Regions from separate parts of the Homo sapiens genome. Here region 1 is linked to region 2. The links are chromatin loops, found by intact Hi-C in ENCODE. Cell type or tissue: GM12878. All regions are shown on one strand. Links, peaks and the distances in the headings refer to the core of each region. The heading gives the core; the rest is flanking DNA. Region 1 overlaps BMPR1A (bone morphogenetic protein receptor type 1A). Region 2 overlaps BMPR1A (bone morphogenetic protein receptor type 1A).

What was found. A loop is a pair of places that touch in the nucleus more often than their neighbours do. Peaks named below come from ENCODE experiments on the same cell type or tissue, not always from the same donor. Only the 100,000 strongest peaks of a DNase experiment are listed, where the experiment ranks them.
Region 1: a loop joins it to region 2, with 2.9 times the contacts of the local background. A loop is called at or near these places in 4 of 110 quality-filtered maps.

Annotation. Positions count from the first base shown.
Region 1 is chr10:86,757,526-86,768,818 of GRCh38, reverse strand. All of the region lies in intron 1 of BMPR1A (bone morphogenetic protein receptor type 1A), which reads right to left. Among named protein-coding and RNA genes, the nearest start is that of BMPR1A, 6.6 kb to the right of the region's middle. In GM12878, for the core only: no CTCF peak of the experiment used is centred there; no DNase peak of the experiment used is centred there; H3K4me3 peaks cover 1,356 bases; H3K27ac peaks cover 723 bases.
Region 2 is chr10:86,845,081-86,856,373 of GRCh38, reverse strand. The region is part of intron 2 of BMPR1A (bone morphogenetic protein receptor type 1A); the gene reads right to left. It also overlaps the pseudogene RPAP2P1. Among named protein-coding and RNA genes, the nearest start is that of BMPR1A, 94 kb to the right of the region's middle. RefSeq lists an enhancer at 1-482 and a silencer at 6,805-6,854. In GM12878, for the core only: no CTCF peak of the experiment used is centred there; a DNase peak (open chromatin) is centred at 6,743.

The DNA of each region.
Region 1 (11,293 bases), core at 1,813-9,812, 87 kb after region 2:
TAATTAACAACTTTGGCTCAAGGTCACAAACCTAGTAAGCAGAGTGTAATAAGGCACAGAAAGCAATAAACACACCGATGCATAACTAAACCTAGAAATAAGCCAACATTTAATTAACCTTTTTAGTTATTTCATAACCAGATAAATGGAAAAGTCACAATAACCATATCAGGATTTCTTTATTCTTTTAAGCTATTAATGCCTTCTTTGTGTAAAGATTTAACCTCAATTGAATGACTTCTTTTGTTGACTCTCCTCAGTGATGTGACCAGAGAAACCTGTTACAAATCATTTTCTCTTCTATGCAAATTGATAAAATGCTAAGAAAAAACAGGGAAGAGTGCATAATTTTAAGAACAAAGGCCTGTGAACACAATTAAAGTTACTATGCCATCCATTAACAATCAGCATTACTACGATAGGAACAAACACATGGGGGTGGGGGGCACATCTTTAATAGCATAATCCACTTCTTTTAACAAATGTTTCATTTTGGATAACAGTTTTTTTAATGTACTTTAAAGAAACTTTACTCACGCTCTTTATATTTAAGATATTTATATTTATTCTTAGAAAAACGTTACTTTATTATTATCCCTTGCCCTTACAGCCAGAAAAATATCAATTTGGCCATTGTCAGAGAAGAAAAACTTCCTACACCCTCTTAGGTTCAGTAATTGAGGTCTGATAAATTAAACTGACAAAGAACACATCTGCAAGAGAAATGACAGATTTGATTCACATATGTAGAATAATTCACAGAAAAATGTGACCCAAGGGGGCTGTCCGAATTTGGGGCATGTGTACCATCTTACTAGGGGAACTGGAACTAGAAAAGAACAATGGGCTGTTGCAGGAAAACAAGTAACATGTAGGAAAGACAAATGGACCCTTAGGACAACAGTTGGACATAGGATAGTTTATAACAATGTCTGTTTAGGTGTGGTGCCAAATTCTCTCCAGCGACAAGAGACCATCTTCCCTGCTTGCAAAACTCCCAAGGAAGGGATTTATGACAACTGGAAGTTATGACAATTGAGTTCTTTGGGGGAGGATCTAGTTTTAGGCAGACAAGGGAGTTCAGGAGGAAAAAAAAGCTATTCTCAAATGTTTCCAGATTAAAATATATGTTTTGTTTGTTTGAGACAGGGTCTTGCTTTGTCACTCAGGCTGGAGTGCAGTGTAAGATCATGGCTCACTGCAGTCTCGAACTCCTGGGCTCAAGCGATCCCCCCACCTCAGCTTCCTGAGTTGCTGAGACTACAAGTGCATACCACCACATCTCATTGATTTTTAAATTTTTGTAGAGACAGAGTCTCAACATATTGCCCAGGCTGGTCTAGAGCTCCTAGGCTCAAGTGATCCTCCTGCCTCCGCCACCCAAAGTGCTGGGATTACAAGCATGAGCCACCAGGTTTCCAAATAATTTTTATGTTGCAGTAGCATATTCTGGACGCCTTTGCCATGAACAGATACAAATATCTGAACATTTACTTTGTACAAAGCATGCATGTGTACTGTTAGCAATACGAAATATTTTAGCACAAAAATCAAAGGAGCGTATAACAAGTTGAGAGTATAAGACAAATGAAACTTAAAATTTTTTGTTTTTTAATATTCATACAACAGCAAAGAAACCTTATATCATGAATGTTTTTTCAGCTGGCAAACTGGCAAAGATAAAAACAGACTGATATGGCCGGGCGTGGTGCCTCACGCCTGTAATCCCAGCACTTTGGGAGGCCAAGGCGGGCGGATCACGAGGTCACGAGATCAAGACCATCCTGACCAACATGGTGAAACCCTGTCTCTACTAAAAATACAAAAATTAGCTGGACATGGTGACGTGCACCTGTTGTCTGAGCTACTCCGGAGGCTGAGTCAGGAGAATCACTTGAATCCGGGAGGCAGAGGCTGCAGTGAGCCAGGATGGCACCACTGCACTCCAGCCTGGCAGCAGAGCAAGACTCGGTCTCCAAAAAAAAAAAAAAAACCATCCTGGCTAACACGGTGAAACCCCGTCTCCACTAAAAATACAAAAAAAAATTAGCCAGGTGTGATGGCGGGCGCCTGTACTCGGGAGGCTGAGGCAGGAGAATGGCATGAACCCAGGAGGCGGAGCTTGCTGTGAGCAGAGATAGCGCCACTGCACTCCCGCCTGGGTGAAAGAGCGAGACTCCGTCTCAAAAAAAAAAAAAAAAGACTGATATGATTATGTTGGGAGGAGAGAACATATTCAAATACTGTTGGCTGGAATATGAATGGTTACGAAGATTTTGCAGGGTGGCTTGGCACTTTCCATCCAATCTGCACGGCTTCTCTTATAGTAAATGCATTTCTAAGAATTCATTTCATAAAATAAAAACAGTCTCAAAGGATATGTACAAACACCACAGCATATTTGCAATGCAAAAGAAAAAAATGGAAATAATCTAATTATTCATTAACACGAAACTGGTAAGTAAAATTAAGGTATAATCAGAAAATGGAATAACTGCTTAACTACTATAAAGAATGAGATGATTAAGGCTGCGCACAACACCTCACACCTGTAATCTCAGCACTTTGGGAGGCCTAGGTGGGAGGATCACTTTAGCCCAGGAGTTCGAGACCAGCCTAGGCATCATGGTGAGATCCCACCTCCACACACACAAAAATTTTTTAATTAGCTGGGCATGGTAGCATGCACCTCTGGTCCCAGCTATTCAGGAGGCTGAGATGGGAGGATTGCTTGAGCCCAGGAGTTGGATGCTGCAGTGAGCTGTTTGCACCACAGCACCACTGCAGCCTGGGCAACAGAACAAGACCTTCCCTCAAAAAAAAAAAAAAGAATGAGGAAATTGAAATTTACTGACATAAAAAGAATCCCCCTATATATTCAGTGAAAATAAATTTAAAGATAAGGATGTATCGTATGACCCCATTTTAGGAAATGGGGACAGAAAAAAAGAAAGAAGGCAACAGAAAAGAAAATTTTTTCTAGCTCTATACTTTCAACAGTGGCAATCTTGGGGCACAGGTGAAGCATGATTACAGAAGACTTTCATTACTTCATTTCTGTATTGTTTGAAATTTCAACCACAAATATGTGTAACTTCTGTTAACAGAAAACACACAGTTCTATGGTAATACGTAGTTAGGGAAACTATACTAGAGTTTCACCATGTGTATTAGCATATTAAAAGTTCTGAGAAGGTTTGTAGTAAAGAAATCTAATATACCAAAAGATTATCTTCAAATAATGATGCAGCAAAGAGCCAACTATGAGGCTTGGACCACTGAGGAGGGCTTCATAGGAGAGAGAGGAATATTCTTTTTTTTTTTTTTTTTTTTTTGAGACAGAGTCTTACTCTGTCGCCCAGGCTGGAGTGCAATGGTGCAATCTCGGCTCACTGCAACCTCCACCTCCCAGGTTCAAGTGATTCTCCTGTCTTAGCCTCCTGAGTACCTGGGATTACAGGCGTGCCACCACACCCGGCTAATTTTTGTATTTTTAGTGGAGATGGGGTTTCACCATGTTGGTCAGGCTGGTCTCGAGTTCCTGACCTCGTGATCCTCCCGCCTCGGCCTCCCAAAGTGCTGGGATTACAGGCGTGAGCCACAGCACCTGGCCAAGGATTTATACTAGATTTTAAAGCATTCTGATGGGCAAAGAACCAGGGAAAGGAAAGTCAAAGGCAGTACTGTCCAATATGACGTGTAATTTTAAACTTTCTAGTTGCCACATTTAAAAAGTAAAAAGAATCCTGTGAAATCAGTTTTGTTTTTTTAACTGAGACAAGGTCTCACCACGTTACCCAGGCTGGTCTCAAGCTGCTGGGCTCAAGCAATCCTCCCACAGTGCTGGGATTACAGGCATGAGCCACCATGCCCGGCCAAAATCAGTTTTAATATATTTCTTTAATCCAATGTATCCCTAACAGTATCATCTCACTATATAACCAATATTTTAAAAGCATAATGAGATATTTTACATCTTTTGGTACTATCTTCAAAATCTGGTACGTAATTCACACTTAGACTAGCCACAGTTCAAGTCTTCAACAGCCACATGTGGTAGTGGCTATCTATTGTAGTGGACAGTAGAGGTCTAAGGATTCTGAACCCAAACCTGAATCGGATATTTACGTGACTTAGGCTGATAAAATAGTAGGAAAGGAAGCAAAGCAGAAAAGGCTGACTTGGCCAGAGCAGGAGACCAGTCCAAGATATTCTGGATTTTCTATTGTAAGCAAATAAGAAAACAGGGAAAAATATTTAACAAATAGGGATGATGACCAAAGCAGTACTTCAGAAAGATTAACAGTTTTTGCTAAAATATACACGTACAACTTCAACATGCAATTTTTCCCCCACATTTTTATTAAATAAAAGATTATAAAATGAAGGAAGAATAATCTGTCACCCAGCGATTATATTTCATTGATTTGGTATACATTTAAGATACTTCTGAACAGTTACCACTGAAATATTTTTATTTCATGACATTTTTAAATGATTCTTGAAAAATGCAGACATTAAGAGCCTCACCAAAATTTAACAGCCTTTACTTTAATATTTTCTAACAAGAGCTTCTTTTAGCCAGGAATCTAAAACATTCTTATATACAAATTTAAAACACTCAAGACCCTATACTCTTGAAATACATTACAAAGCATTTTAATTACTAGTAAGAAAACTACCTACAAATCTTAATATACATAAAACAGTATCAAAACTATCCAAGTCAGCCAGATGTGGTGGCTCACGCCTGTAATCCCAGCACTTTGGGAGGCTGAGGCGGGAGGATCACGAGGTCAGGAGATTGAGACCATCCTGGCTAACACGGTGAAACCCTGTCTCTACTAAAAAATAGAAAAAATTAGCTAGGCGTGGTGGCGGGCTCCTGTGGTCCCAGCTACTCAGGAGGCTGAGGCAGGAGAATGGCGTGAACCCGGGAGGCAGAGCTTGCAGTGAGCCAACATGCGCCACTGCACTCCAGCCTGGGCGACAGAGCGAGACTCCGTCTCAAAAAAAAAAAAAAAAAAACAACTATCCAAGTCTCCTACAGATTTCTCACCTTCAAAATTGAGAGTCTATCTTCTCAACATTTTGATACTTTACCCAAAGGCTAAAGAAAAAAAAATTAATGCTCAAAAAAGGAGGTAAGAAAGCAGGATACGGGAAGGGCACCGCAGGCATAAGCCATACTCCCTTTGGTACTTGCAAGGACTGCCAAGGCTGGCGTGATTCTTCAGCCAAAAGTCAGAAGTCCAGTGATGTCATTAGGACCAAAAGCATTATATGACCTTCAATTTCGGCAGCTAACTGTGCTGCAAGTCAAGATATTTTCTTTCTTTTTCTTTTTTTAAGCAGAAAAATTATCTTAAAGTTCACCATGTTCCTTCTATTTTTTAAGATAAAGAAACGAAGATTCGGATTGGGTTAGTGTGGCATCCGTGATTGAATAGGTACTCAGTAGTAAAACCAGTATCAGACATTATTTATAAAAAATTAGAAGCTGAAACTTAATCATTCCGCTGCTTCTTTATGGCTTTTTATACTTCCCAAATTACCCACAATAGATGTATTGCCTTTAAAATTTTTAAAAAGCTGCAAAAACTGCTCACTTTACCGAATACTTCTGGCCGGGCGCAGTGGCTCATGCCTGTAATCCCAGCACTTTGGGAGGCCGAGGTGGGCGGATCACGAGGTCAGGAGTTCGAGATCAGCCTGACCAACACAGCGAAACCCCGTCTCTACTAAAAATACAAAAATTAGCCAGGCGTGGTGGCTCACGCTTGTGACCCCAACTACTTGGGAGGCTGAGGCATGAGAATCGCTTAACCCGGGAGGTAGAGGTTGCAGTGAGCCAAGATCACGCCACTGCACTCCAGCCTGGGCGACAGAGTGAGACTCCGTCTCAAATAAATAAATAAATACTACTGAATACTTCCAAAAACAGTCTCCTTGTCCTTTCTTGCCTAAGGTCTCACTCTGCGGGCTACCTTTCTCAGGAAAGCCTTCCAAAGTACCCGCATCCTGAACAGCCCAGCTTCCCTTATCAGTCTTGTAACATTCCCTGGACTTCCTTTTTGTAGATCTTAACATAACTACAACTAGATAATTATTTAATGTCTATCTTCTCTACCCAGGCCTTAAGTTGAAATTTCTCAAGACTGGCCAGGCGCAGTGGCTCACACCTGTAATCCCAGAACTTTGGGAGGCCAAGGCGGAAGGATCACCTGAGGTCAGGAGTTGAGACCAGCCTGGCCCACGAGGCAAAACCCTGTCTCTACTAAAAATACAAAAAGGAGCCAGGCGTATTGGCGGGCGCCTGTTAAACCCAGCTACTCGGGAAGCTGAGCCAGGATAATCACTTGAACCCAGGAGGCGGAGGTTGCAGTGAGCCCAGATCGCACCACTGCACTCCAGCCTGGGAAACATAGCAAGACTCCGTCTCAAAAAGAAAGAAAAAAAATTCTCAATGCTGTTTTAGGCTCTTTGCTAGACCATACAAGGAGTTCTCGATACGAGGTCTATAACCTATAACCTGTAATTCTATAACCTATAACCTATGTCTTCCTCTGCCAGATATATGCACCTGCCTGAAATGAGACCACAAAAGTGAAGAACAGAAAAGACAACCTCAATTAATTATATCATTTGAGCACTTAGGTCCAGCCATGTCTATTTCTAGACCTTTCAATATCATGGGGGTTAGTGGGGAGAAGCTTTTCCCTCCTTTAAGCTAACTTGAGTTAGGGCTGTCACTTGTAAGCAAGAGTCACTTGAGAGAGCCACCCAATTCCCACTGTTGGAATATAAAATCTATACAGCAATGACTCCCAAATGCCTACCTCCAGCACAAACCTCTGTCAAACCCCAGACCCATATAGACAACTGCCAAGTGGAAATCCCTACTTGGCTGTTTCAGATATCTCAAACTCCATGTGATCCAATACTATTTTCTTCTACAAACCAGCTCTCCCACCTCATTTTTCATATCTGTCACCCACATCTACCCTGCTTTCCAAGCTAGAAATCCAGGAGTTGTTCTTGCCAATCCCATTCCTTCTCTCATCCACGCTAGTTATCGCCTCCTATCCATTCCAGGCCCTAATTATCTGCCACCATCTTAACCCATTTATGCCTGAGGCTGCAATTTTTTGAATTTTTGCAATCAGACCTTGGTGATGACCTTGAGCAGGATATAAATAACTCCCACGTGCTTAGCGTTCCAATAGTGGAACACTAGGCATAAATGGGTTTAATCCGGGCTAGGCCAGAAAGACCTTCCTACAAGTTTGAACATCTTCAGTCTTCCTTTCTTCAAAATGATTTTCCAACATGTAACTAATCTCCCTAACTGCAAATGTGATTATAATATTTTATCCCTATCTCTAGCATACTCCTGTCCTCCTTCATAAGTCAACAGCCAATTATATACAGCTGGATCAAGAGCCAAGCTCCACTGTTCCAGACTTTAACAGTATAACAAATCTGTGCCATAAGAAAGGAAGGCTCATCAGAAATATAAAACTATAAAAGAGTAACAAAGTCTACAACATCAGAGTAAATAAAAGATACTCAAAGATAATTTACTCATCTATTCAATGTCTACTCATTAGTTATATATTAAACTGCCCATACGAACTGGCTTAGGGACCACAGGGGCCACCCTGAGATGGAGTCTACTGATCATCTGATCTCCCTATGCCCCTAACTAGTGTTCTTTTCAAAAAACACTACTGGGGATTTCCAGGCACATCCAAGAGCTTTGATTAGGGAGAGAAACACTATTCATCAATTCTAAGATGCATCCATTTTTCATATTTTAGCATCTCCGGAATTGGGGTGCACCTTACAATCAATGGCTTCTTACAACTAGAAGCATATTTTAAGTGGTCTGTAACACTACTGTGTATCTTACAATGGACATAACTCAATGCAAGTCAACATTTAATCTTGTGTTAAAAAGTTGGTCCAACTTGGTCAATATGGACCTTGTGATGTTAAAAAGACATCCTAAAGCCTAAAAACTAGTAAAAGGTGGGAAAGTAGAAAAGGAAAAGAAATGGTTCCTACTTCAAAATTTAGTGTGATAGGAAACCCATTTTCCTTTCTCTCCATGGTTCGCTGCTCCTAAGATCCAATAGTCAGATCAGGACAGTTCAACAGCTACTGTTAGGCTAGACAGGAGCCTTTCCCCATTTATTCCTTTTAATATGCAAGAAAAGTCCGTTACAGACCCACCCTGCAAACTAGTAGTGAAACTAATATTTGTATAAAAACTGCTATAAAGGCCAGCCACAGTGCCTCACCTGTGTAACCCCAGCACAGGGAGGCTGAGGCGAGCGGATCAACTGAGGTCAGGAGTTTAAGACCAGCCTGGCCAACATGGCAAAACCCCACCTCTACTAAAAATACAAAAATTAGCCAGGCGTGGTCCCAGCTACCTGGGAGGCTGAGGCAGGAGAATCCCTTGAACCCAGGAGGCAGAGGTTGCAATGAGCTGAGCTCACGCCATTGCACTCCAGCCCAGGCGACAGTGCGAGACTCTGTATCAAAAAAAAAAAAAAAAAAAAAAAGAAAGAAAGAAAGAAAGAAAGAAAAAACAATAAGGTATTAAAAAAAAAAAAAAAAAAAAACAGGTAAATCTGAGGCAAATACCACAGAAAATATTTCATTTAATGGAAGACCTAGGAAACTTCTGAGTGGCGAAGTGGTAAGAACTGGGCTTACAGATTAATTTAGGCAGAAATACATAAGATTAGATAAAGGAGAAAAGTGAAGGCAAGAAAATCATAACATTAGTCCAGGTGGGATGAGAACTTGATTTAGAGTTAGGGGGTGGGGGTGGAGTCGCGGGGTGGTGGGGGGAGAACTACGTGAAAGCCAAATAACACTAGATTTGAAAATAAATTCCTGAAAAAAATGTGAAACATTAAAATTCATATGAGAATCAGAAAATCGACACAAACCAACAGCTATTAAAGAAATTGAAGTGTTACTCAAAGTCCTCTCCAGAAAAAAGATCTAGGCCTAAATGGTCACATAGGGGAGGTCTTCCAAACTTTCAAGGAACAGATAATCCCAGTCTAAAATGATCCTGAAAAAGAGAAAAAGAAGGAAAGCTGCCCAACTCGTTTTATGATTTGACTACTACCTTCACACCAATATGAATTCAGAATTGCCCCACAGTTAGCAAGAATAGAGAGCAGAAGAGTTACAATATCATAAAGCAGAATCAACAGATGTTGGCTACAGACAAGATATGATGAAATGGGAAAAGGTTTGGGTTTGGTATGACATCAACAAAAATAAAGAACACCAAAGAGGCAAGTTTGCTAAGGAAAAGCAGCTCAGAACAATCAGGTACAGATATGTAGAAAGCAACTGAATAAAAAAGAAAAAACAAAACAAACAAACAAAAAAACGTGATTCAGAAGACACATAAACAAAGAATTGAGAATTATTCCAACAGAAAGGTCTGAACAATCATTCTAAGGGACTAGAGACATAGAGAAAAGTGATCTGAAAAGTGAAACTTGGAGAACGCATATTAAAGAGGAAAGAAGAAACAGAAGGCAGAAAAGTGGCGGAGAGGAACAAAGTCAGTATAATGTCACAAAAGGCCCCTCTTCATCTAGTTAATAGTTAACTCTTGCTCATCCTTCACAATCTGCCTGGGTTCCAACAAAGCAATTTTAAGGTATCTTTCCCAGATTCTCCCACCACCACAAGCACCAGATCAGGTCTCCATTTGAAGTTCTTATAATATTCTGCACCTTAATTAAAATCACAATTATATTTAACTAGAGACTTTATTTTTCAATAAGTATTTCCCCACTAGACTTTAAGCTCCATGAGGGAAGGATCTGTTGTATCTTACTGCCTTGGACCCTGTGTTAGAATACAGCGAGTATAGATGAATGAAACCCAAGGAGAGGCATCTGAAAATGTGAAGTCGATGTTAAATCTTACAGAAAACTCAAGGAGAGGACTTAGAAAAAGGTAGTTAAATGTGTTGATTAGGTTATAGTTCCTTGTGAAGGTGAAATCCAGATAACAAGGGGTTAAGAAATGAGTGGCTAGCCACCAACCAGGCAAAGGCAGGAAAAGCAGACTACACTTGGCAATCTCTAGAGATGGATTGTGAATGACTAAATTTTAATTTCAATGTTGCGCTAGTTCGCAATTAACAACCATGTGTTACTTTTATTACGAACAAGCTTTTTAAAATGTTAATAAGATTTGAAAAGGAAAAGCAGCAACAAGACAGCTTGAAGGAGTAGCAGACTTAAGAAAAGGTTTTTGTAAACTGAAAAAATCTTAAGAACATTTGTACTTTAAAGAACCCAAATACGACAGAGAAAATAACTCACGCTCCACTAAGCAGGAAAATTAGAAGGAAAGGAAAAAAACCCCAAGGTGTTAACTAATAAGAAAGACAAAAAAAAAAAAAAAAATTCTCCCTCTTTGACGGAAGGTTAAGAAGCCAGTAACAGAAGGAATTTAATGAAGGAGCTCCTGCTAAGTGCCTCAACCTCTTCTGTAAAGGGTGGGGAGAAGTGAAGAAAGTAGAAAAAGTTTAAAGTGGGCTCCACGGAAAATGGAGGAAAAATTAAACAAGAACTGAGTCTGGTTCTACTAAAAACGCATTCTACATTTCAATCGGCCTTTCATACACTCACCCCATTCCTAGATCAGAGAATTGCCCATATTTTAGCTTCAAATTTAAAAATCTAAATAATTCTGGTTCACATTCTTTATTTCAACAACTGAAAACAATGAGACGCATTAAGTTACACTCTAATTCAAAGTTTAACTCCTCTCACAAGTAAATACAATAAAGTAGTTGTTTTCAACTCCAGCAACAAAATAGCGATAATTTCAAGTAAGAGTAACTGAAAAATGTTCCTAAACGTAAAAGTGTTTGCAAACAGTTTTGGTTTTTTTTCTTCCTAATTCGTTTGCCAGAATACGATGTTCCTGGGTTCAAATCCCAGCTCCCTTAGACAAGTTAGTTAACCTCTTTGCGACTCGGTTTCTTCCCCTAAAACAATGAGGAATACAATAAACCAGAATCGTTGTAAGGATTAAATGACGTAACACAGGTGCCAAGTTCATACTATGTACTCTGAACAGTTTGTTAACCGCTTAAAAGAGAAAACCTGCAGGAGTTTGACCAAATTAAAACATCTGAGAGCATGAAAGAGTACCACGCTCAAACGCCAGACCCTAACACACAGCATATTATTTTTCTTCCCTGACGCAAGCTCATTTTTTTTTCCTTGCCAAATCTTTCCAC
Region 2 (11,293 bases), core at 2,268-10,267:
CTGGTCCAGACCCGCAGACTACTCTCTCCCATGGCTGACTGCCCTGGGCTGCAGAGGGCCAGGGCTCCCACCATTCTCGAAATGCCACAGGTACTAAACAGACAAGTACTTTGAAACAAGAAGATGCTTCTAAAAGGGGAAGTTCATTACACCTGCTCACTACAACGATGTAGTGAATGAACATTCTATTGTCAAACTCTGTGGTTATCCTTTATGTCACAAGAAGCTGGGAATTAAATATAAAATTTCAAAACCAATAAAGTCTATGATATTACTGAAAGAAAGTCTTTTTGCAGCAATTTTTGTTATGAAGCATCTGAGTTTTTTGAAGCACAAATTCCCAAAACTCCAGTACGGTGAGAGGCATCCAGATTTTCAACTGCTAAAGGAAGGGCAAAGTGGCCATTCTGGAAAAGAAATAGTTATGCAGTAAAGCCATTAAAACATCAGATATCAACAATCCTAGCCAGTTTGAAAAGCAATATGAATCTTCTAGCAATTGTTCTTCCAGCACTCATAATGACAGCAGCAGTGATAATGAGCAAGACTTTGTTTCCTCCATTCTACCAGGAAACAGACCAAATTCAACAAGTATTAGACGACAGCTGCACCAAAAAAGCATAATGAAAAAGAAAGCTGGTCTCAAAGCTAATGCCAAACACAAAGAACAGACAGTAGTGGATGTCACTGAGCAGTTAGGCAATTGCAAATTAGATACTCAGGAGAAAGCTGCCACATGTGAACTTCCTTTACAGAAAGTAAATACTCAAGAGTTCTTCAAATAGTACTTTTTTGAAAAGTACTATTTCAAAAAATAGAAATACTATTTTCAAAAAATAGAAATACTATTTCAAAAAATAGTACTATTTCCTGAAAGATTATAGCTTCAGAAAATTCTGAAAGTAAATACAGTAGGTCAGAAATAACTCTAATAGGCATAAGAAAAGTATGGAGCATTTTAACAGAAAATTTGCCAAATCAAACCAAGTTTCTAAGTCAGTGTCTAGTTCAGTGCAGGTGTGTCCTGAAGTGGCAAATAGAAACTTACTTAAAGTTTTGAAGGAGACTTTGATTGGGTGGAAGACAGAAGAAACTGAGGTTTTTGTATGGCCAGAATTATGCTTCTGTGTGTCTGAAACCTGAAGCCTCTCTGGTTAAAAAACTTAGCGACGCAGGGTGTGGTGGCTCACGCCTGTAATCCCAGCAGGTTGATCACCTGATGTCAGGAGTTCGAGACCTGATGTGAAACCCTGTCTCTACTAAAAATACAATAATTAGCTGGGCGTGGAGGCAGGTGCCTGTAATCCCAGCTACTTGGGAGGCTGAGGAGAACTGCTTGAACCCAAGCAGCTGAGGTTGCAGGGAGTGGAGGTTGCACCACTGCATCCCAGCCTGGGCAACAGAGGGAGACTCTGTCTCAAAAAGAAAAAAAAAAAAAAAGAAAAAGAAAAAAAAAGAACTTAATGACATAATCTCAGACCCAGATAGTCATTCCCCTGCCTGGAGGGAGTCTCAACAGCTTGGAAGAGTCTTTACCTTTTAGGTGCTCAGATACAGCCATTAAACCACTGATGAGAACTTGGAAAAAGAAACTGAAAAGTTAAATCTGAGGATCAGGGAGTTTTATAGAGGATGATACGTTTTGGATGAAGAAACCACCAAATCACAAGACTCAGAAGGGATACGTCTTAAAGACAATGAGCTTTTCCAGGTCGTTAACATTTGGAAAACTCATCATAGCAAATCTTGGAGCAGGAAGTGTTGCGGGAAGTCAGGGACCCCAAACGGAGGGACTGGCTAAAGCCATGGCAGAAGAACATGGATTGTGAAGATTTCATGGACATTTATTAGTTCCCCAAATTAATACTTTTGTAATTTCTTATGCCTGTCTTTACTGCAGTCTCTAAACACAAATTGTGAAGATTTCATGGACACTTATCACTTCCTCAATCAATACCCTTGTGATTTCCTATGCTTGTCTTTACTTTAATCTCTTAATCCTGTCAGCTGAGGAGGATGTATGTCACCTCAGGACCCTGTAATAATTGCGTTAACTGCACAAATTGTAGAGCACGTGTGTTTGAACAATATGAAATCTGGGCACCTTGAAAAAAGAACAGGGTAACAGCAATGTTCAGGGAATAAGAGAGAGAACCTTAAACTCTGACCGCCGGTGAGCCGGGCGGAACAGAGCCATATTGCTCTTCTTTCAAAAGCAAATAGGAGAAATATTGCTGAATTCTTTTTCTCAGCAAGGAACATCCCTGGGAAAGAGAATGTGCCCCTGAGGGTGGGCCTCTGAAATGGTCCCCTTGGGTGTGGCCGTCTTCTATGGTCGAGACTGTAGGGATGAAATAAGCCCTAGTCTCCCATAGCGCTCCCAGGCTTATTAGGACAAGGAAATTCCCGCCTAATAAATTTTGGTCAGACTGGTTGCTCTCAAACCCTGTCTCCTGATAAGATGTTATCAATGACAATGGTGCCCGAAACTTCATTAGCAATTTTAATTTCGCCCCGTCCTGTGGTCCTGTGATCTCGCCCTGCCTCCATTTGCCTTGTGATATTCTATTACCTTGTGAAGCACGTGATCTCTGTGACCCACACCTATTTGCACACTCCCTCCCCTTTTGAAAATCACTAATAAAAAATTGCTGGTTTCACGGCTTGTGGGGCATCACGGAATCTACCGACATGTGATGTCTCCCCCGGACGCCCAGCTTTAAAATTTCTCTCTTTTGTACTCTGTCCCTTTATTTCTCTAACCAGCCAACACTTACGGAAAATAGAAAAGAACCTACATGACTATCGGGGCAGGTTCCCCAATAAGGAAGGATAATGAAGAGATAATTGTTAAATTTTCAGTAGTTTCTTTAGTCATTGTGCCTTTTGGTTTACAGTGCCATCTCCACAGTTGGCATTACTATTTTACAGATAAGTTGAAATTTGCCCCTAGTAAATTTTCATAAATGTGCAGTATTTTTTCTAATGTAAAAATAGCCTAAAATGGTGGGACAAAGTTTTCACTAATTCTTCATATAATAAATGAAGTCTCTGAAGAGGCCTGTTTTTTTTTTTCTTAGAAAAAAAGATCATCTGGGCCAAAGGCTTATCTCTGAATATATGAAAGTGGGTGGTTCTTTTAATTACAAATCCAATTTCTCTAACAGTTACAGAAATATCCAGGTTTTCTATTTACTCTGTGTCAATTTTCATTGTTATAATTTTCTAGAAAATTGACGTTTAAATTGTAAAATTTATTGGTATAAAGTGATTCAAGATATTTTATTTTTAAGACTTTCTTCTGTATCTTCCTTTTATATCCTCAGTATTATTTGTACTTTATATTTTTTCTTGATCAATCTTTCAAATAGTTTATTAGCCTTTCATAAAAAACAACTTTCAGCTCTGTTAATCCTCTTCAATGTATCTTTTTTTAAAAAATTCATCATTTCAAGCCCCAATTCTATCACATTTATTAGCTAGAGGCTTGGATAAGTTTCTCTCTGTGCCTAAGTTTCCTCTTGTGTAAAGTGCACATAATAACAATACCCTCCTCATATGGCTTTGTGAAGATTAAATGAGATAACCTTTGTAAAGAACATGGAACGGTGCTTGGAATAGAGTAAGAACTCTAGAATTGTTAGCTTTTATCTGTATTCTCTATTTTACTTCACTTGAATTTACTGCCATGCTCTTTCCCTAACTTAGATTAGCTTATTAGTATTAAAATCTTCTTTTCAAATATGAATATTTAAGGCTTCAGGGTTTCACACACGTTTTAATATGTCCTAAGTTTCTTTTTCTTTGAAATAAGGTCTTGCGCTCTGTAGTCCAGGCTAGAGTGTAATGGTGTTATCATGGCTCACTGCAGACTCAACTTTGCAGGCTCAAGTAATCCTCCCATCTCAGCTTTCTGAGTAGGGGCTACAGGGGGACACCACTGTGCCGGGCTAATTTTTATTTTTTTTTGTAGACGCAGGGTCTCACTATTTTGCTCAGGCTGTTATTTTCTCTATTGTTTTGTTCTAGGTGTTCACTAAATTGATTATTTTATATTTAATCTGTGGGATTTACAGAAGTGTGTTTTTAAATTTCCCAATGTGTACAGTTTGTTATTCACTTCCTACATGCTTTCTCGCCAGAAAACATGGTTGATTTTATTTGAAATGTATAAGAACTTGCTGTATAGCCTAGTAAATGGTCACTTTCATAAAACACTCCACGTGTGCTTGAAAGAACTTTTTTTTTTTTTTAACAGTTGTGAGGGGTATTTCAGACTTTTCTTTTTTAAAGGCAAGGTCTTGCTCTGTTGCCCAGGCTGGACTGCAGTGATGTGATCACTGCTCACTGCAGCTTCCAGCTCCTGGGCTCAAGCCATCCTCCTGCCTCAGCTTGTCCAGTACAGGCATCTGTCACCATGCCTAGCTCGGACTAACTTCTAAAACCAAATGACCTTGCCATTCTCTCTGCTTAAAAACCTAAAAAATATCCTCATTTCATACGATAAAATTAGTAACGCAAGACTTTTTGTCATCTGACAACTGCTGAGACCTCTACTACTCTCCTCCCCTCTCCTCCATACCCTTACGATGCTCCAACTCTACCAAAGTCAGTGCAGCCGCTCTCCCTTCACAGGCACTCCTTCCAGGCTTCCATTACTCTGCACAGCTTTTGTGTCTTCGTTGTTCTTTGCCAGAGTAACTACAATGTTCTCTTCAGGACTTGATCTGCGAGTTCCCTTGTGTATGCAATCCTCAATCCCAACTCATTAGGCTGCTTGAGGAGTCCCGTTCAACTTCCAGTACACCCCGCACACATCACAGCTGCTTTGCAGATCTTGAGCAATGTTCACTCAAAAATGACTTAATGATGACTTGGTTATGTGCCATGTAGTGACTATCCAACGGTAAATAAAAGAGACATGATTCCTCCTCTTATAAAGCTTAGTCAGCTGATTTTTTTACTTATCTTGCAGCAATGTAATTGCCACTGTCTAGCACATTTCTAAACAAAGGAATAAAAATGTTCAATAAATAAATTTAAGAAATAAAAAATAGTAATAACTTGCTAAGGGCAATATATTTGGGGAATTAAACCAACCATAAAACCATAAAATGCACTCTAACAGTTCTTTGTAAGTATAATGGCATCTAAAAATATATCTCTAGATCTTACAGTAACGGCCAGTTACTACTGACAGTGCTAGCTCAAGAACTTCGTTCCCAAAATCACCATCCTTTTGTGATTTCTAGACATCAGAGAACAGAAATTTAGACTCACATCATAAAATGGAGGACCTGAATATACTTAAAACCTCTTCTTTCCAAAATATTTCTGGTTTATTTCATATTTTGAATTAGCTTAAAACTTTCAACTATCATGAATAGTTCAGCGCTAAGTTTACCGGTTTTTTATATTATGACATAAGAAATCTAATAATATAAAGCTGTATTCATAATTCTTTCTCATATTGGTACTGAACAATGCACCTACTTTATGTAAAAACAGGCTTATATTTCCTGAACATATAAGGGCTGTCTTTAAAAATTATCACCTCAAAAAGGAGAACTTTAGGCCAGGTGTGGTGGCTCATGCCTGTAATCCATCTCAGCACTTTAGGAGGCTGAGGCAGGAGGATCACTTGAGCCCAGGAGTTCAAGGCTGTGGTGAGTCATGATCATGCCACTGCACTCCAGCCTGGGCAACAGAGCAAGACCCTGTCTCAAAACAACAACAACAACAACAAAACTTTGAGCTAAATTAAAGGACTAGTTCTAAAGACTAGGAAATGTTAAAATGGGTTTAAGTAGCCAATCTAGTGAATTACACCCTCACTGGGCAGAGCTGGCTAGCTTGCAAGCTGGCTAGAAATGCAGAATCCCAGACCGTGCTGAATTAGAATCTTCTAACAAGACCCCCAGGTGACATGCGCGTACACTAAATTTGAAAAGCAGTAGATAAGACCACCTTTATTTAGCTGCTTAGTCTACCCTGTTTAATTTAAGCATCCTGGAAATATTCACTTATTGAGCAATGAACTGTTTTTTTTTTTTTGAAATGGAGTCCGCTCTGTCACCCAGGCTGGAGTGCGGTGGCGCTATCTCAGCTCACTGCAACCTCCGCTTCCCAGGTTCAAGCCATTCTCCTGCCTCAGCCTCCCAAGGAGCTGGAATTACTGGCATGCACCACCATGCCTGGCTAATTTTTGTATTTTTAGTAGAGATGGGGTTTCACCATATTGGCCAGGCTGGTCTCAAACTCCTGACCTCAAGTGATCCACCCACCTCGGCCTTCCAAAGTGCTGGGATTACAGGCATGAGCCACTGCACCCGGCCTGAGTAGTGAATTTTTTTTAACTTCCACTCCCCTACTCTCCCCACCCCAAAAGAGAGCAAGATGCTTTCTGGATGCTTCGTAGTATTTACTTACTCACCCAAAATATATTTATTGTTCATACACTGTGTTAGCTGCCATAAACTGTTACTTTTTAAATGGCACAGGTAAACGCTAATAAAATTCAGATGAGGAAAGGAAAGTTAAACTAATATTTACTGAGTGTCTACTATGAGGATGTGATACCTAGGAACAACATTCCCTGGTGTCTATTATTTGCCAGGCATTGTTCTAGATACTGCTCAAAATAACTTTCTGCAATCATGAAAGTCTCTATGTTACTCAATAAAGTAGCCACTAACCATATGTGGCTACTCAGTAGTCAAAATACAAGTGGCTAATGACAACCATATCGGAGAGTGTAGTTCTAGAAGCTTATACTTACTACCTATTTGATTCACTGACCAATCCTGACAAGCCAGTGTAAATGTGGATCTAAGGCACAGAAGTTACTGGTAGACTATCGAAAATGGAATGACTAGTAACAGAGCACAGAAGCTGCAGTTCAAATCCAAAGACATGGGAAGAGAAGATTAATTCTAGGCAATGGGATCAGATAAGCCTTCATCAAAGTGTTGGCATCTAAGCTCACACTTGAATAATGGACAGATTTCAACATACTAGGATGTGAGAGAGGCATTCCAGACTGGGAAATCCAGAGGCAAAAGCACAAAGTCAGAAAAGCATGGTAAAGATAAGGAATAGAGTGAGATCAGTAAGACTGAAAAACAGCATTACTATATAGTTTTATATTTGGTTTATCTTACCAATTACGATTTTTCCTAAAGAACAAAGGAATAAAGAATGATTAAGTGTAGGCAGGAATTAATTCATAAGATTCTCAAATGCTAGTGTAAAGTAGCCTGAACTTTACTCAGCAGACAAGGAGAAATCACTGGAGGTTTCAGAGCAAAGAAGTGAGTGCACCATGGTTTAGAAAAATCACTCTTGAAGCATTACATGGGATGAAAGGGACAGGGTGAGGTAGATAAGCCAAAGGGTAATTACAGTAGTTCACACAAGAAGTAACCATCCCAACCAAGAGGCAATGAGAATAGGGAAGTGGAAGAAAACTATTATAGAGGGGGGGCTGATAAAATTTAGCAACTTCTAGATCTGATAGAAAGCAGAGATGCAGTTGTCATAGGTGGTTCCCAGATTTAAATCCTGGGTTGCTGGAAAAATTACAGACCATCAGGAGACAGAGGTGCAAGAAGCTTTTGAAAATATACAAGCAGCTCTAACTAAGGCTGGGAGAATAAACAAATGTGTTCCTACTGCTCCTAAATCCTCAGAAACAACAGAAAAATGTTTAAAAATAGAAGAATATTATGTGTAACCGAGATGGAAGAATGGGTACCAAAGGCAGGAAGAAAAGGTAGTATGTTAAAAGCAAAAATTATTAAATATATAACAAAAAAGTGGAGTTAATTTATAAAACCAAAATGCTGGCTCTTTGAAAAGACCCATGAAATTATCTAGAAAGTTCAATATCCCTAGGAAGTCTAAGCACAAAAATAAAGAACAAATAAATAATACGAAGTACAAGGAGGCCTACCAAAAATAATTATAAATATTCAAGCATAATAATATTAAATAATAGTTAACACTTAGAGCTCTATAGGCCAGGCACTGTTCTACATACTTCATATGTTAAATTCCTTAATCTTCACACTAACTTTATGAGAGGGATATTCTCATTAGGCATAATTTTATAAGAATAAATCTGAAAATCAAGAATAACTGTATGGACCAGGCGTGGTGGCTCACGCCTGTAATCCCAGCACTTTGGGAGGCCAAGGCAGTTCGGCCTTGAGGTCGGGAGTTCAAGACCAGCCTGACCAACATGATGAAGCCCCATCTCTACTAAAACTACAAAACTTTAGCCAGGTGTGGTGGCAGGCGCCTGTAGTCCCAGCTACTTGGGAGGCTGAGGCAGGAGAATTGCTTGAACCCGGGGGGCGAAGGGTGCAGTGAGCCAAGATGGCACCACTGTACTCCAACTTGGGCGACAGATGGAGACTCTATCTCAAAAAAAAAAAAAAGTATCATTTTCTATAAAGATATTAATACAAAAATTAACTCAACAGGGAATGGAATACACAAACAGACCAATAACCTAAGAAACAGAGGTCCCCAAGATGGCAGTGGGATGGAGGGCAAGGAGGGTGGTGAGGAGGGCAATGGGGTGAAGGGTGGGGAAGAGGGACTAAAAGGCTTTGGTGCATAGTGTTTAAAATTTTATATAGGAACTTATTAATAGGCTGCTTACATAATCTTTATACACACACATACACACGTGTGTGTGTATTTTTAAATAGAGATGGGGTCTCGAACTCCTGGCCTCAAGCAATCCTCCCACCTTGGCCTCCCAGAGTGTTGGCATTACAGGCATGAGCCACCGTGCCTGGCCAATATATAATCTTTTAAAAATAAAAAAAAGATCATTTTAAAAAGAGGCAATGAGGAAAAAGAAAAACAAAAGGGGCAATGAGACGTTCCCTAACCCCTGCCCTATAAAAGACAGAGCAGGGAAGGGAGAAACAAAAGGAAGGAAGAAAGAATACATAAGATATAATCAGAGGTTAAACTGGAGTATCTGTGACACCGAGACTGGAAATTACCTTTCACAGTTGAAACCATAAGACAGTAGTGCAAGAGAGAAATTATTAGGCTGGAAGATAAAGTTAGGAATTGAAGTGTAGTAAGAGAATATGAGGAGAAAACCTCATATTACCTGAAAACCTTGTGGCATGCTCTCCCCACTATACCATATGGAGCTGCAAGTTCCCAAACCACCGTCTGCATCTAAAAGTACCCCAAATGGGCCAGGCGCAGGGGCTCACGTCTGTAATCCCAGCACTTTGGGAGGACAAGGTGGGTAGATCACTTGAGGTCAGGAATTCAAGACCAGCCTGGCCAACATTGTGAAACCCCATCTCTACTAAAAATACAAAAATTAGCAGAGAGCAGAGCGAGACTCCACCTCTAAATAAATAAATAAATAAAATTAAAGCACCCAAACTGGAGAGGGATCAAAACCAGAAGTAAATCCGCTAAGCTTAAATTAAGAAAAAATAATAGTATCTTTAAAACTTAAGAGGAGACAGTCTGAATGGAAGAGAGTGGGACTAAACAGCCTCTTTTTCTGGAGTTGCAGAATAATCAAAAAGCCTGAAAGCGAGACCTGGATGACATTTCTGAGACCAGGAGTTCTAGGTTTCTCTACAGAAGCAAGTGGGTGTGTGGTTAATTTTTTTTGTGTGTGTGTGGGCGGCGGGGGACAGAGTCTTGCTTCGTCGCCCAGGCTGAAGTGCAGTGGCGCAATCTTGGCTCACTGCAACCTCCACCTCCAGGGTTCATGCCATTCTCCTGCCTCAGCCTCCCGAGTAGCTAGGATTACAGGCATGTACCACCATGCCCGGCTAATTTTTGTATTAAAAGGGTCCAAAAAGGAAATAAGAGACCAGAAGCCTGGAGAAGAGGCACGCTGACGGCCCTAAGGCAGGGAACACAAAGTGCCAATCTTTATCTTATGTGAATGCCCAACACAAGGCACCTCCCACAGAAGAGGCATTCAACTACACCCCAAGGACAGACAGGATGGCTTGTCAGTGCTGTCAGCCAGCTTCTTCCCAAGGCTGGAGTACCAGGCCCGTCAATGGAGCCTGTGGAGTGACAGAGAGGAAGGCTCTACATAGGCCCAACAGCATGGGCTCCTTCTTATGAAGGGTGACCTAACTACTGCCACTGCCAAATGCCAGCTAACAAGGAGGGTGCAGAACCAACACTCCAGATGCGGGCTTGCCTTCCCTACCCAGAGAACACCCTACTGCCAGCACAACTGAGGGCTCTTAGAGCATTCTCATATGAATGTCAAGGATGGAAATAAGAGCTCAGGACCAGCTGCAGTGGTAGGGATTTTAACCCTCTTGTTTCAGAGATATATACATATATCTATATATATATAATTTTTTTTTTTTTGAGACGGAGTCTCGCTCTGTCACCCAGGCTGGAGTGCAGTGGCACGATCTTGGCTCACTGCAAGCTCCACCTCCCGAGTCCACGCCATTCTCCTGCCTCAGCCTCCCGAGTAGCTGGGACTACAGGCGCCCGCCATCACACCCGGCTAATTTTTTGTATTTTTAGTAGAGACGGGGTTTCACCATGTTAGCCAGGATGGTCTCGATCTCCTGACCTCATGATCCACTCGCCTCAGCCTCCCAAAGTGCTGGGATTACAGGCGTGAGCCACTGCACCTGTTAGATATTTCTTTTAGTGATCATAATCAGCCACCAATCTGCAGGGTCAGTGACAGAGTAGATCTAATGGGGCATGAGGGAGTCTCACTGGTAAAAGGGGCAGACCACAGCAGACCTTCGTGGTGCTCTGCAGCTCACCCCTCTCCGCACTGTGGCTCTGGTGGGCAGGTCTATGTGGCATGCACAGCACCTGACTCAAGTGGGAGTGGAGGCACTGCTCTGTTTTGTTCCTCGGAGACTTTGCAAACCTAAGGGAGACTGCTCAACAGCATGGAGGCACAAGCACAGACCTGCCGGAGTTAAAGCTCACGGAGCAACCTTCAATTAACAACAGGTGAAAGTTGGTGCATGCATGTCTCAGGCTCCCTGTCCTTTGGTGGGACAACAGTGAGGTACATTCAGAAGACACCCACAGGGCTGAAGCCCAGCTGCCCGCAGGGGGAACTGGATCACCCACTTAATGAAACTTCACTCCCTTCTCTGTCTCACTTTTCCCATTCTCTCACTTCTGCTTTTTGGTTCATCTCCCAAATAACCTATCAGCCAGTAAGTCTTTTTCTCAGGCTCTTCTTTCAAGGGAACACAAACTAAGTGGTAAAGTCAAGATTCAAACTGAAGTCCTCTGGCTACACTGCTTG